Linked DNA regions of Homo sapiens: region 1 is linked to region 2. Evidence: chromatin contacts called from ENCODE Hi-C or POLR2A ChIA-PET data. All regions are on one chromosome and are shown on one strand. Each heading gives the region's core, a stretch centred on a gene start or an enhancer-like site at or near the end of the contact. The rest is flanking DNA. Distances are from core to core; before and after follow the strand shown. Region 1 holds the start of LINC01564 (long intergenic non-protein coding RNA 1564). Region 2 has its middle 19 kb from the start of KILH.

Region 1 (7,329 bases), core at 1,273-3,772, 35 kb before region 2:
ACTGTCCCTGACATTATCTGTCAAGTGTCCGATCCAGAAGTAGCAAAGTGGGATGGATAATAATTAGTGGGACTATAGGGACCATAATGATAGCTTGGTGGCCACTGGGAAATTTCAGTCAGTGAGCATGGCTCCTGATATGAGATAATGTGTGATCTTTAGACTCAGGTCTCTTTTAGAATAGCTGAAGCTGGCATTGGGCCCATATATGCCTCCAGGTAAAGGACATCCCAGAGACATTTTGTCCAATACAAAGCCTGGAAGATTCCTCATATCTTGTACTAGATTTATTGTTGCCCTTGTTATATATCATAAATATCCATCTTCCGCATTAGATTCTGAGCTCCTTCAGGGTTAAAGTCATATAATTTTCATGTATAGTTCCCCAATGCCCAGCAAGCAATTTATTAATCAATCAACCAATTTTATGAAAAACAAAAAACAAAACAAACAAACAAACAAACAAACCACTGTACTTCATACCTGAATTAGACCAAACAGTTGAAACACTAATGGGACATTAGGACTCCTCCAGGGGGAATTAAAAATGGTATCTCCCTTTCCTCTGTCCCATTCTCTTGAGTCATTTGCGAATGAGCTGGGAATGTTAGTCCCCCTCTTGTCTTAAAATGGAAAGGTTCTGGATGTAGGGCCCTGGAATAGTAATTAGAACTAACTTTCCCCATCCACCCACCCACTACGTGACACAAACTGCCTTCAAACCTGGCTGGAGAGATTCACCCAAATGCTTATTGTCATCTATTGCATCATCTTCTAGGAAAGAAGAAAATTGCTTCCATATCTCCATGGCCCTAAATGGTCTTTATCTAATCTGACCAAAGTCATCTCTTGGCCTTTTGATGCCAACAGCATTGGCCATCCTTGCTGCACCCAGGGTCACCCTGACCAAACACTCTGGAAGTGTGCGTGATTCATCAGGTCCCACCTTATGGAAGTTACAACAGTAGTATGGGTAGGACAATAGGACAGAGTTACAGCAATAGCAGTGGCCAACCTGCATTGCAGAGAACCAAAACTGCAAGTTCTATTTCCATTCTCCATCCAAACAAATACTGTATTTTTTTAAAAAAAATAAATAAATCCAGATATGCCTTCCAGTTCCTTGACCTTAATCTCTCACTCTGGATCTGTTTAGATTCTATGCCCTTCATGTAGCTATTTACGACCCACTGGTTTACTATCTCGGTCTGATGTTCTAGACTCTGACATCTGGTCAAATATTTCATCAAATATTTGATACATGAATGAAGAGGAGACTTTAAGACTTTCAAAAGGATAAGAACCAGAGGCTAGGCATGGTGGCTCATACCTGTAATCCCGGCACTTTGGGAGGCCAAAGCAAGTGGATCACTTGAGGCCAGGAGTTCGAGACCAGCCTGGGCAACATGGTGAAACCTCACCATTATTAAAAATACAAAAATTAGCTGGGCACAATGGCAGGTGCCGGTAATCTCAGCTACTCAGGAGGCTGAGGCACGAGGATCACTTAAACTTAAGAGGCAGAGGCAGAGTCTGCAGTGAGCTGAGATTGCACCACTGCATTCCAGCCTGGGCAACAGAGCAAGAACCTGTCTCAAAAAAAAAGGATAAGAACCAGAGCAGCAAACTCAACCCTGATACATTGCCATGTATCTCAGAAATATCTACCTGGATGTTAAAAGGGTAAATAGAAAGAGTTCACGCTCCATATTCCCCTGGTTAAATTGAGACATTATAAGACGGATGTGGGAAATAGAAGAGAACGAATTATGAGGTGTGCTGGCCCAAAGCCACATGCCTTGTGGGGAAACAAATTCTTTGACCACCCTCAACAACAGTGACTCCCAACCTCCTTGGAATTTTGGCACCCTATCATTATGTACTTGATGATCCAGTCTTGATTTGACAACCTCCACTCCCGCACTTGGCATGAAAAAAGTTATGCAGCATAGATTTATTTCATTTTTTCCTAATGAATGTGAATGAACATGACTTTTATTGCAAGCATTTTATAGCCTTTCTTGAAACAACTTGCATCATCCTGGCTAAATGGAACACAATTTTTCAAAAAAATAAACTTGAGCAGTCGTGTAGCTAACACAACACTACAGTTAGTAAGACAGCATGACAGCAACAGCCCCAAGGAAATAGACAGCAATCCTGGTTTCAGTGAGGGAGACAATGTGAGAGAGGGAGAGCTCCCAGTATACCTGAATATGTTTTCTGCAAATAGATTCCCGAACATGTCCTCACATCCTTCCAGTAAGTTTTCCAGTAAGCCTTCCAGTGAGCATTCACTTGAGCCAGTTTCAGTTTGTTTTCCATCCCTGCAAACAAATGATCCTGGTCTAGATCATGCTGAATTGGCACTCAGAAAAAGATAAACAGAGACCAGTAAAAAGCCTTGGCAGACCCATAATCTACCTTCTCTCATCAGCCCCTCAGAGCACAATACCTTGCTGGAAGTGGAGGAGTGAGACAGAGGTTACTTCGGTGTCTGGGATCATGTATGTGCCGCCTGGTTTTCCTATAACCAGCTCTGACACTTCTGCCTAACAGAGCCATCTACCCATATCTGAAATCCCTAATTCTAAAGTAAAGATAACATTTTTCTTGGCTTCTTTGGCTGATATCTTTGGATAGAGCAAAGGAAAAAGAGAGCAACAACACGGAGAGGAAAGATGAAACAAAACATGGAGAACTGTGTAAATGTATCCCCACCAAAACAAGCACACTTCATTCTACAGAGCACACAAAGAAAAGATCCTGGAGTTAGAAAAAGACTCTGTTACAGCGGAGTAAATACTTGCTGGGCTTTTCAACAAAAATTTCTTTGCCCTACAGACAGGTCTGGCTGCCTAATTTCTGCTATTAAACAAGCTCCAACTTGATCTGGACTTCATGAGGAAATGTGAAATTTGAACCTTTTTATTTCCCCAGCTTTTTTCCGTGCTCCCACTTTATTTTGGTTACTGCCTTGACTTCCACCCCCAGGTGCTATAACTGCTTTATTTCCTCCTGCCCATAGCCTGTTCAACACATGGCGGTTGCTGGTCCATTTTCTCGAAGCACTGCTTTCTGCCATATAACCGTGGGTGGCACCAGTTTATACAGGCAGTGGCAGTGTAGGCAGGAGGCGTTGGTTTCAACAGGGTGACAGCACACAGCTAAGCAGCCAGTGCCTTCTCTGGGCCTCAATTTCCTCATGTATGAAATAGATATTTCCTCACTACTAGGGTTGTTGAGGGGATCAAATGAGAGAGCAAATGCAAAGCTCCTGGCTCAGGGGCAAGCACACAGCAGTACCCGCTAGGAGGATGCTGGCCTTCCCTCTGGAGGTGACAAAGTACCTGCTCCTGAGAGTTCAAGTAACTGGGTCCAAAAGTGCATGGAATTTGAGACAGGTTTATAAAACAGTGGGTAGAGGATGAAGGACTCATGCTCAGGAAGAACTTCTCTGCCCTCACATCCCACTATCCCAGTACATGAACAGAATGTGCTTTTAGAACCCCATCATGGGCTCAGAGGGAAACCTCTGAGAAGATTCAGGAAGCCATTCAGCCAGAAAGGCTGAAGGAAGGCAAACAGCAGAACTCAGCACTTTCAGCATAATGGTCAAAACAGAACTCTGCAGATAAACCTTAATTGTAAAACAAAATTGGTGAAAGAAAAATGGGTGAATTAATGGGGATTCTAATTTAATAAAGTTAGAATTAACTACTGTCAAGTTAAAAGGAAGTTTAAAGTCAGTCTTATTATAAATGATTAGTCCACTCAGTCCTCTGCGGGAACCAAAATTCTCCTTAACATGTTAGGGAAATTAAATTTGTTATTTAGAACCTGTGATAAATCTCTTACACTCTTTGTTGGAAAAAACTTTAAATGCATCATTTATTGAAATTAATCTTCTTTCATTAAATAACCTTTGATTCCAAGAAATAGCAAACCTTTTAACTTTTAACCTACAAGTGAAACAGCCAAATCCAGATAGTAAATTTGAGTTAATTTAGCTGATGATATGGCTGGAAATTTTATTCTCAGAGATATCTTAGAAGATACAAATCTATTATTGTTAATGTGAGAAGAGCAATGTATATGCATATTATTATGTCAATCTTATTTGGTTGTAGTTTTAAAATTTAGCTAGTTATTCTCACAGAATTTTTCATAAAGAATTAAGAAGCCTCCTAGGTTTTATTTAAAAACTTAATAACATAACTTAATAACATAAGCTACATAGAGGTGAAAAAGATAAATGAAAAACAAAAATAAGTAGCTAAACTACAACTAGGAATTAATCCAATAAAAAAAATTTTTAATATACAAAGCTATTTTGCGACCTTGGTAACACCTTTTTAACCAGGTAAGGAAAAAATAGTTTGACTTTTTATAAATATATAATATTTAACTTTTTGCTCTTTCCAGTTTAAACTTTGCCTGTTTGAAGGACATTCCAAAAATATTTCAGTACACTTCTTAAAAACCTTCTAATGCGTCTTCTTAGAATGTCATATGTTATTGCCAAATTAAATTACTGTTTTACTACCTGACAGCTTGAAAACAAGGACTATCATGTTATTAGAAAATCTTGCAAGAAAATAAATCTCAGCAATAATGTGAACTCATGGAAGTGACAGAATTTTTTAGAGACAGATATATAGATACATCTATATCAAATTTATATTTTTTTAGAGATGGAATCTTGCTATGTTGCCCAGGCTGGAGTGCAGTGGCTATTCACAGGTACAATCTAGGCGTATTACAGCCTTGAACTCCTGGCCTCAAGTGATCCTCCTGCCATAGCCTCCCAAGTAGCTGGGACTACAGACATGCCCTACTGTGCCCAGCTTTATCTATATTTTTTAAAGTGGAAAATTTCTGCTGGAATTTCTTGCAAGTTCCTGTTTACATGCCTCTAAGACTTCAAATATACCCTACCCTCCAACTTAATATACTATTCTTTTATTTAAATGATTTTCCCAGTACAGTTTTAGTTTTATTGGCTGTGTGGTTTTGGTCCCAACAAAAGCAGTTACCTTGTAAATTTCAGAAACATATATCTACTAGGTAAATTCGGCACTCACAATCTTAGATTTTCTAACCAAGTCCTGCTTTCAAATATTCAGTGTCATATTCTGTCCAACTGAATCATCAAAGTATCCCAGAAATTCCAGCATTTTGGCAAAAAACAGCACATTCTAATAAAATATATGTTAACTCAAATATACCTTCAAGACACAGACGGTGATGAATCACAAGCTGAAAAATACTTTAGTTAGAAGTAGACCTAGTATAACATTTTTTGAACCCGACATTGTACTAATTGATAAAATGATTTTTTTCCTCTAGTCTGTATAAAACTCTTGGTAAGATTTCCAGTATGTCAGCTAAAAATGTCAATGTCAACAATATTTGCCTTGGTATCCCCAACATAAGACAAAACAGTTGTTCAATGAATAGTGTTTTGAGTGCTTCTTTGTTGACTATGTACTGAACACTGTTAAGCACTAAGAACATAGTTATTAACAATCCCCATAGAGCTTTCAGCTTTTTTCATTTTTGTATCTAATTAGGGAAAATTTCCAACATCTACAAAAGTGGACAGAATGGTATCATAAAGTCTCACATACTAGTGCCCAGTTTTAATAATTGTCAACTCATCACCAATCACAACTCCACTCCATATTAATTTGAAAGCAAATCCCAGACATCCTAACATTTCATCTATAAATATCCAATATTTGATCATGGGTTTAGAGATAAGCCTATCAGTATTATGCCACCTAAAAACCCCAATAATTTCTAAATGTTATAAAATATTCAGTCAGTATTTAAATATCCCTGATTGTCTCATAAACTTTTTGAACAGTTTTTTTGTTTGTTTTGTTTTGTTTTGTTTTTTGCTCAGCTCCACACTTTGCAGTTGGTTGACATCTCTTAAGTTTCATTTAATCTATAGTTCCCCATCTGCCTTAGTTTGAGTTCCTCCAGAAATACATCTAAGACAGGATTCAAGTATAGGTAGTCAATTTGGAAAGTGCAGTGTACACCATAAAGGAGACAGCATGTGATACAAGAAAAAGCAACCCAAACCCATAGAGGTTGAGCTGTTAAGCAATTTACCAGTGGGTGACTGAAGCTTAATCCTTCGGGGAAGTTCTTGAAAAAGGGATAAACATACACCCACCTCAGAATTATGTCCCTGGGAGTTGAAGGAGCTTGGGTATGTAATCATCCACTTTATTTAATCATTGGTTAAGGGTTGCTTCTGGGGTTGTTAATTGCTTGGCACTTCTGGCGTTCTGCAGTTCAGGAGAAAAAAAAAAAAAAGCTCTTAGGCACCAAAAGGCAGCTACTGACAGTTGGGAGCAAGGCTGAGCACAGTGAAGGGCACAGAGGATATGGGTGGGCACCAAGAGCATCTGCCACTTCCTCCCCCTAGTCCCTCCTTGCCATGTATATGGTGAAGAAACTAGGTCAGTTTGCCCTGCAGAATTTCCAGAATTGTGGATTTTGCTAATTGCATCCATGTGGTGTCTATTGTTCATATGTTTGCTGTCTTCTGCATTACCTGTGCCCTCACTCCCTAATAGGTAATTTGATCACTTATAATTGGAATTTTTTGCAAGAAGACACCATTGGTGATAGTGACAGGACTTTTGTTAGCAGGCGCCCAGTTGTTTCTCTTAGTGTGATGTTAGACATTTAGCCTAAATCCACTATTTCATTCGAATGTGCAAATACTCGAATTCTCATTCCTTAATCATGTATTAGCAAGAATACTTCATAATAGAGAAACTTCCTTTGTCAACTATTTGGTTACTCTGTGGTACAGTTAGTACAGGAAAGGTAGGATTCACATTTGATCCTTTCCTTGTATTTACCAGTTCTCAAAATAATGAGCTCATTTCCCAGAACCCTCTATAGGTGACCAAGAGTTCTTTTATGAATGCATGGATTTAAACAAAGCTGCCATGTCTCAATCCCTGATTCAAATTGTCTCTTTTTTGGCCACTGAAGTTTGGCCAGATATTCAAATTGGATTCTGAGTCCTTTCTGACACGACTTTAGTGGTCAATGAAATGTTCTTGCTTTGTGGTGTGACAATGTGTTCCAAGACTGCTGTGGTTTCAATGTGTTCTCACAAAATTCATGTGTTGAAATTTAATCTCTATTGTGGTGATGTTGGGAGTTAAGACTTTTGGGGAAGTGATTCAGCCACGAGACATGGATTAGTACCTTGCAAAAAGGCTACAGGGAACTAGCTTAGGCCCTTTTTCCCCTTCTGACTTCTGCAATGTGAGGACACAGCATCCATCCTCTTCAGAG
Region 2 (7,471 bases), core at 995-3,494:
TGTTGGTAACCTAGAGGTTTTTATGGCCCAGGACAAAACGCCATAGTAAGATTCAAAGTGAATTATTGGTGTGAGTTTTTAAAAAATGCAAAGGACAATTGAGAAAGAGAAAGTAAGAAAGGAGGACAGACTAATACTGATACCTTGACCCTAGTGTGTGCTGAGTTGACCCAGGTCGCAGAGGATCAAATGCAGAGAGGAGATACGTATAGAATTTTAGAGAATGTGGTGTATCTAGTTCTACAGTCACATTTTATAAAAGTGGAAGCTGGAGGCCAGAGAAATTAAGTAGCCATCCAAGGTCACACAGCCAATGGCAGAATTGGGCCTAAGCCCATGTCCCTAAATGCCCACTGTCCACTTCACAGTACCAAAAATGTGACAGTGAAATCAAGGATATGATAATCGTGTGCTATGAAAAGTAGCTAGATACAGTTTTCTGTGACACTGACTTGACTCCAGGAATGGAAATATTTAGCATCCAATGAATATGTGAAGAAATTGTAATGAATGACAATAATCTGATTGTACCATAATGCATTTTAATATAATGAAATAAAATGAAGTAATAATGCTTTAGAAAGAAAAGAGTTCTTTATTCAATGTTTTATTTCATCTGTTAATGGAAGGCTATCTTTGAGACTGAAAATAAGTTAAAAGTCCAATAGAGTAATAAATTAATTATAGATTATTTTTGATGTCACAGAGTAGTACCTGCAGAAGTATTGACAGAGAAGAGACCCCAGCTGGGGGCTGGTTAGAGGAAAGGAAGCACATCAAAGCTGCTTGCACCTGATTAGCACCTCAAGCTCTAAAAATGTTAAAGAACCATACAGAATGAATGGTGCTTAAAACCAGACATAGGCAAGCAGGCAAAACCACGCAGATCAAGGGGTCAGATTTGGCATAAACTTCTGGAAAAGTGGGGCAGTGATAAAGCACAGTGAGCCTAACAACCTTACTGCCTAGATAAAGATAAATTAGAAATGAGCTCTTTCTAGAATCAGCAGCTCAGTCTAAAACACTCGTTACCTGTTGTCATGAGTCTAGAGATCTTTATAAATTATTTCTTTTACAAAGGCATTTTTTATATTTGTTTATATGGTAGTATTTGTTTATATGGTAGTGAACGTGAGATTTGAAAGGAGAAATAATGATTTAAATTTACTTAGTGCTTTACACTTAAATACATTTTATAGAGAGGGCACTGGAGCTCAGAAATGTCAAGCAGTTATGTAACATGTAAAGCACCCAGAGACAAATGAGTCTGTTTAAGGTGGAATCTGAAGCAGGCAGGGTCAGGGATCATTGTTGGCACTACTGCATATAGTTGTATGAGTCTGTCTTATGGTGAGTACCTCCAAGGCAGAGCTTCAAACAATCAGTTTGGGACCCTTTGAACACCCTTAGGAAATGTGTCTTAGAACGCTCACAGGGGTGGGGAGTGGAGGGGACAGAGCATTTATCATTTATCTACTGGTCTCTTTCTCTCCCATTGGTCAAGGGTTCCCTCATAGAGCATTATTAACTCCACCCTCCTGCATCCTTCTCTCCCTGCACATCCTGCATTTTAATCTTGCACATGTGTGGATGCCAAGAAGGTTTCCATGGATTAGACCATGGAGGGATCACAAAAGTACCAAAACAAAAAGTGAGAGACCTAGAGCGGTAGGTGAGCTACTATTCAGGGGCACCTGTGTGAGGCTGATTGACATCAACATAGAGCTGATCACTGCAGCTGTGGCTGGAATAAGAAGTGAGGTCAAAATAATTGAAGTAATACACAGTCAGTGTCCACCCCCCAGGGCATGCAGTCAAGGTGATGAGCAGAGCTGGAATTCATTCTGTGCTCTGTTCTCCATGCCATGCCCCTGGTGCAGGCTGCATCTACCTGAAGGAAGTGGCTCACTTCTCTCATGTATTCAAAGATGCCATATGAGTTAGCAAAAGCCCTGGTTTTTCTTTACCAGGTGTTGTGTTTTCTTTACCAGGCTACAATCTTAATTCTAATGTTCAAAAATCTAAAACAACACCTAAACTCCAGATTTTTAAGGAAATAAAACAACTGATTGGAATGACTGAATGACACCTTGTGAGATTTATGCAGTAAATGAATATGTACACAAGATTCTAAAGGACATGGACTATGTTTTTATACCATCTCTGACTTCTCCTCCATAAAGTTCTTAGTGGGGTGAAGGAACTAGCTAGGTTCCAATTTGGTTCTCTACATGACTCATGACATGTACACTCCACTCAATCATTTAGATGTCTGCTTCTTGCTTCGAGATCCTTAGGAGTGATTTCAGAATGTTTGCTTTGCTTATTAGCTTGTTCACATGCATTCCTTTAAGACTAAGTTTTTAATCAGCTGATTAGGATGAAAGGCTTTGCCCATTATTGGCTGCAAAATCCTAGTCATGGATGTAAATTGCTGATCTCTGCCACTGAATCTGTGGGAGTTGGAGTCATGGTGTCCTTTTTGAAAATTATCATCTTGCATGCTGTGGTGACTAAGCATGTGTGTGGTTTTAAACCTATTTTAGTTGTTAGGAGTCACTTCCCACTTGAAATGAAAGCTGGAAATAAATTCTCATTTGACCGTGTTACTAAACATTCTTTTCCCCTTCTTACTTCCCACCCTCATGCCAAAAGTTGCTTAGGAATTGGGACTAGTCTGTTTCCTCACCCAATATTGTGTAAGTTGCCACATATTGTCCAAAGTGATAGAGATAATAATAGTTGAGACCAGAACTAGAATCAAGGTTTTTCTGATTCCACGTAAAATATTCTTTCAACTATACTTCTTGCTTATAGCGATGGTCAGTGAGGTACTTCATCATAATTCCAATTTTTCAACCGTTTTAAGTTTAAAATATTATTTTCTTGAAGTAATTTTTAAAGTCTAATAAAAAAAAATGGCCAGGCATGGTAGCTTACACCTATAATCCCAAGACTTTGGGAGGCCAAGGCAGGAGGATCATTTAAGCCCAGGAGGTCGAGACCTGCCTGGGCACGTGCGGTGGTACACACCTATAGTCCCAGCTACTTGGGAGGCTGAGATGGGAGGATCTCTTGAGCCCAGTAGGTTGAGGCTGCAGTGAGCAGTGAGCAGTGATCGCACCACTGCACTCCAGCCTGGGCAACAAAGTGAGACCCTGTCTCAAAAAAATAGAAGAAATTTTAAAAAAATTGCCGGGCTTGGTGGTGGGCAGGGGGGTAGGCACATGTAATCCCAGCTATTTGGAAGGCTGAGGTGGGAGGATTGCTTGAGCCCCCAAGCTTGAGACCAGCCTAGGCAACATAGCTAGATGCCATCTCAAAAAAATAATAATAATAAATAAATAAATAAAAATTTTAAAAAAACTAACCAAAATAGTAAAATGTAATCACAATTTTATAAATGCAGAAACTAAGAGGAAAACTAACATTTATTGAGCATCTACTATTTGACAGATCCAGTGAATACTTTATCTTATATAATCCTCACTACACTAGAGGGTATTCATTATTAGGTAAGAATTTTTTCTCTGCACTTTACAGAACAGAGACTAAGGCTGAGAGGAGACAAGTAATTACAGTACAGAGTAGAGTCAGAAATGCTATTCACATTTGTCTGACTCAGAAGATGATGTTATTTTCAATACTTGTTAACTTCTGAGGTAATATACCCAGCCATTTTTAAAGACTTAGTAATAATGGTAACACTTGATATTGTCATGTTACTTTTTCATTCACCAAACAAGATCACATGTATCAGTGCATTGCATAGTAAAGATATTAAACTTAAACACAAGCCCATTATTCTAAGTCCAAAGTGCCTTCCACTTCACCACTCAAAAAATCAGAATGACTAGAAAGACTCTATAGTCACAATCTGACTTGTAGGGGAAGAGTATGTGTGTGTGGTGGGGGAATGAAGAGAAGTTGGTTAATGGGTACAAACATACAGATAAATAGAAGGAATACTCTAATGTCTGATAGCAGAGTAGGGTGACCATAGTTAACAGCAATGTATTATATATTTCAAAAAAGCTAGAAAAGAGGACTTGAAGTGTTCCCAACACACAGAAATTATTAATACTATATTAGTCTGTTCTCATGCTGATAATAAAGACAAACCCAAGACTGGGTAATTTTATAAAGGAAAGAGGTTTAATTGATTCACAGTTCAGCATGCCTGGGGAGGCCTCAGGAAACTTCCAATCATGGCAGAAGTAGAAGCAAACATGTCCTTTCTCACATGGCGGCAGAAAAAGAAGAATGAGTGCCCAGCGAAGGGAGAAGCCCCTTAAAAAGCCATCAGATCTCATGAGAACGAACTTACTATCACAAGAACAGGATGGGAGAAACTGCACCTGTGATTCAATTATCTCCACCTGGTCCCTCCCACAACACTTAGGGATTATGGGAACTACAAATCAAGATGAGATTTGGATGGGGATACAGCCAAACCATATCAATACTCAAGGTGATGGATACCCTAAATACCTGACTTGATCATTGCAATTCTATGCATGTAACAAAATTTCACATGTACCCCATAAATATGTACAGGCATTATGTATCAATTTAAAAATCTGGCTTGTAAATATATTTCAATATGAAGAATTTTTACAAAGCCAGTTGTTGGTTGGTACCACTACAGCAAGTTACAGCCATTTCTTCATATAGCTCATACATAATTTTACTACTTAACAAATGTACAGTTGGGATATTTATTACCCAATTTTGAAAACCCTGAAAAGTAGCAGGGATTATTGGAAATCTACTCTTCTTAACACCATGCAAAATAGAACTTAAAATCAGAATTATGAATGCTTTAAATTTTGTTGTGATTGTCAGCAAGAAAATGTCACAAAGATGAAGTTGAATGATGCAGCAGTTCAGTTTCTTCTTGTCTTCCCTCTGTTGTGGAGTGTTTGGTCTTACTATTTAATGTTTTCCAATTTGGGGAAATATTGAAAGAGAATGAAATCTGTAGCTAAAATAGCCTATAAACATCTCCAGGATTTAATAAATTGGGCAGAGAGGTGAATCTATACGTAATAGCAGACACTTCTCTTTTACAACTTTCTCAATTACTTCTGGTTACAGTCATTCACTTAACCATTCAAAATATTAAAGTGCAGGTCGGCGCAGTGGCTCACGCCTGTAATCCCAGCACTTTGGGAGGCTGAGGCGGGTGGATCACCTGAGGTCAGGAGTTCGAGACCAGCCTGGCCAACATGATGAAACCCCGTCTCTAATAAAAAAAGAAAAAATTAGCCAGGCTTGGTGTAATGTGCTTGTAAATCCAGCTACTCGGGAGGTTGAGGCAGGAAAATCGCTTGAATCTGGGAAGCAGAGGTTGCAGTGAGCTGAGATCACGGCACTGCACTCCAGCCTGGGCAACAGAGCCCAGCTCTGTCTCAAAAAAAAAAAAAAAAGTGCCTATTATATGTGGGCCCCTACACTGGCTCACAGTGTGACAAACAGAAAGTTGTAAGTGCTGAGAAGCCCTCAGGAGAGGAGCAGTTGATACACGTGTGGATCTTTCAGTCTTCTCCCTTCAGTGAAGGCAGGGCAGAAAGGCTGGAAAAAGGGAGTTTCTAACCACCAAAGAGCATCAGTTATTGATAAACAAGTACTTGAAGGAAAAGATGTTAACCAGGAACCAGAGAAAAATGAAATTTTGCTTTGGTATGAGGCAGTGAGAGGTGTTCTAAATTAGGATTCTAAAATAAAAACTCCATAATGGGAAAATTTTACACGTGGCTTTGCCAGGTATAGATTAACTCCTGTAAGTAATAGAATAGTAATAGATCTAACTAACAGTAGGGATTTCATCATTCTCCTGAATGGAAATTCTATAATATTTGCTTATTTTAGACCCAGACTTCAACATAAAATATCTTTATATATTTTCTATACTAAAAAAAAAAAAACCCTCTTGACATCTTAGTCCCTTCAAGTAATTCCATATCTTTCTCATTTCACTCACATCTAAGCCACTTTAAAGAGTAGTCTACATTTGCTGCCCCGTTTCTCATTTTCCATTCACTCCTCACCCTACTGTGATCACACTTGCAGTACATAACACTCAATGTGCACTTTCTAAGGTAAAAATCACCATGTTTTACTTGACCTCTCCATGATTTTTTCACTGTTGGACATTCCCTCCTTAAACAACTATCCTTTGCCTTCTGGGATCCCAGTTGTCCAGGGTTCTCCTCCTGCTGTTTATTTTCATCCCTTTGTGGGCTCCTCTTTCTTGGTGTGATTTAATAATGCTAGTCCCCAGTGTTCTGTCCTTAGTGCTCCTCCCCTCTCATTATACACACTCTCCCAAGGTGAACTTCCCTGTAAGCAAGACTTTATCTGCCACCCATATGCAAATAACTTGTAATCTTCCCTGAGCTTGACCTCTCTCTTGAGTTACAGGGTCATAATTTTAACTGCCTATTAAATATCCATCTATTTGTCCCACAGGCCTCTCCAACTTAACAGGCATAAAATCAAACTCATCATCTCCCCACTCTCATATTCTGCTGCGACTCTTATTTCTCGATGTCTCATCTCTAAGTCCACTGACTACCAAGCTGTTTAAACCAAATCTTGGAGACACACCAGGTTCTTTCCTTTCACTCATTGCTCTGTGCCATTATATGAGCACAGGATCCCTCCAAAGGCAGAGCCTGACACAAAGGTTTGCTTGTACTCAGTTTATTTGGGGAAGGGATCCCAAGGAACAGATGAGGGAACTTGGGGAAAGAGCCAATCCCCGGATACATAATCAAGATAGTCACTGCTGCAGGCAACCAGGAGCTCTGAGGAGCTGTGTAAAATGCCACTGAGAATTATCCTTCTGAAGCATAGAGGAAGGAGATATGCATAATACACATTCATATTATACCCTGGCTCCCATCCCCCAGGTCAGATTGCCCCCTGGAGTGTTATTCTTTTGCACTTCAAGTGTGTGCATCTGTCACAATGTCTCAGTGGGTTTCTGAGGACACCCACACAGCAAGAACAGAGAAGTAACAGAACAGCGTGAGATATGCGGTGCATCTGAGGCATTACCAGGACGTATCTGCACCTGTTGATGCCAAGTGAAATGTAAAAGGTGCCCCATATACCCACCAATCACAAACACTTATTCATACAGTTCACACATGCTCTCGTTTGTAGCCCTCATGTGCCTCTCAAATTGTACCCTCATCTTCTGTGGGCCTGACTGCCACGCAGTACCTAGTAAACATTAAAAAACATTTGACTCTCGGCCGGGCACGGTGGCTCACACCTGTAATCCGAGCACTTTGGAAGCCGAGGTGGGAGGATCACCTGAGGTCAGGAGTTGGAGACCCACCTGACCAACATGGTGAAACCACATCTCTACTAAAAATACAAAAAAATTAGCCAGGCATGGTGGTGCATGCCTGTAGTCCCAGCTACTTGGGAGGCTGAGGCAGGAGAATTGTTTGAACCCGGG

Evidence for each region. A loop is a pair of places that touch in the nucleus more often than their neighbours do. ChIA-PET counts read pairs that join two places held with the same protein, here RNA polymerase II (POLR2A). Pooled maps may share reads with other maps.
Region 1: a loop to region 2 is called in a map of mammary epithelial cell, with 3 times the contacts of the local background. The contact joins the promoter of LINC01564 here to the enhancer-like site in region 2. A Hi-C loop is called at or near these places in 2 of 168 maps with a recorded cell type or tissue (Caco-2 and mammary epithelial cell) and 1 of 50 pooled maps. POLR2A ChIA-PET finds 5 or more read pairs at or near these places in 10 of 52 experiments (A549, AG04450, Caco-2 and 7 more).

Annotation. Positions count from the first base shown.
Region 1 is chr6:53,623,573-53,630,901 of GRCh38, reverse strand. It overlaps LINC01564 (long intergenic non-protein coding RNA 1564), which reads right to left and starts at 2,522. Exons shown (of 3, transcript NR_125841.1): 1 at 2,456-2,522; 2 at 2,211-2,327.
Region 2 is chr6:53,588,209-53,595,679 of GRCh38, reverse strand. No RefSeq gene overlaps it. Among named protein-coding and RNA genes, the nearest start is that of KILH, 19 kb to the right of the region's middle. Within about 2 kb of position 2,244, at least 2 of the 41 ENCODE cell types and tissues checked have a DNase peak (open chromatin) inside an H3K27ac peak, as active enhancers do.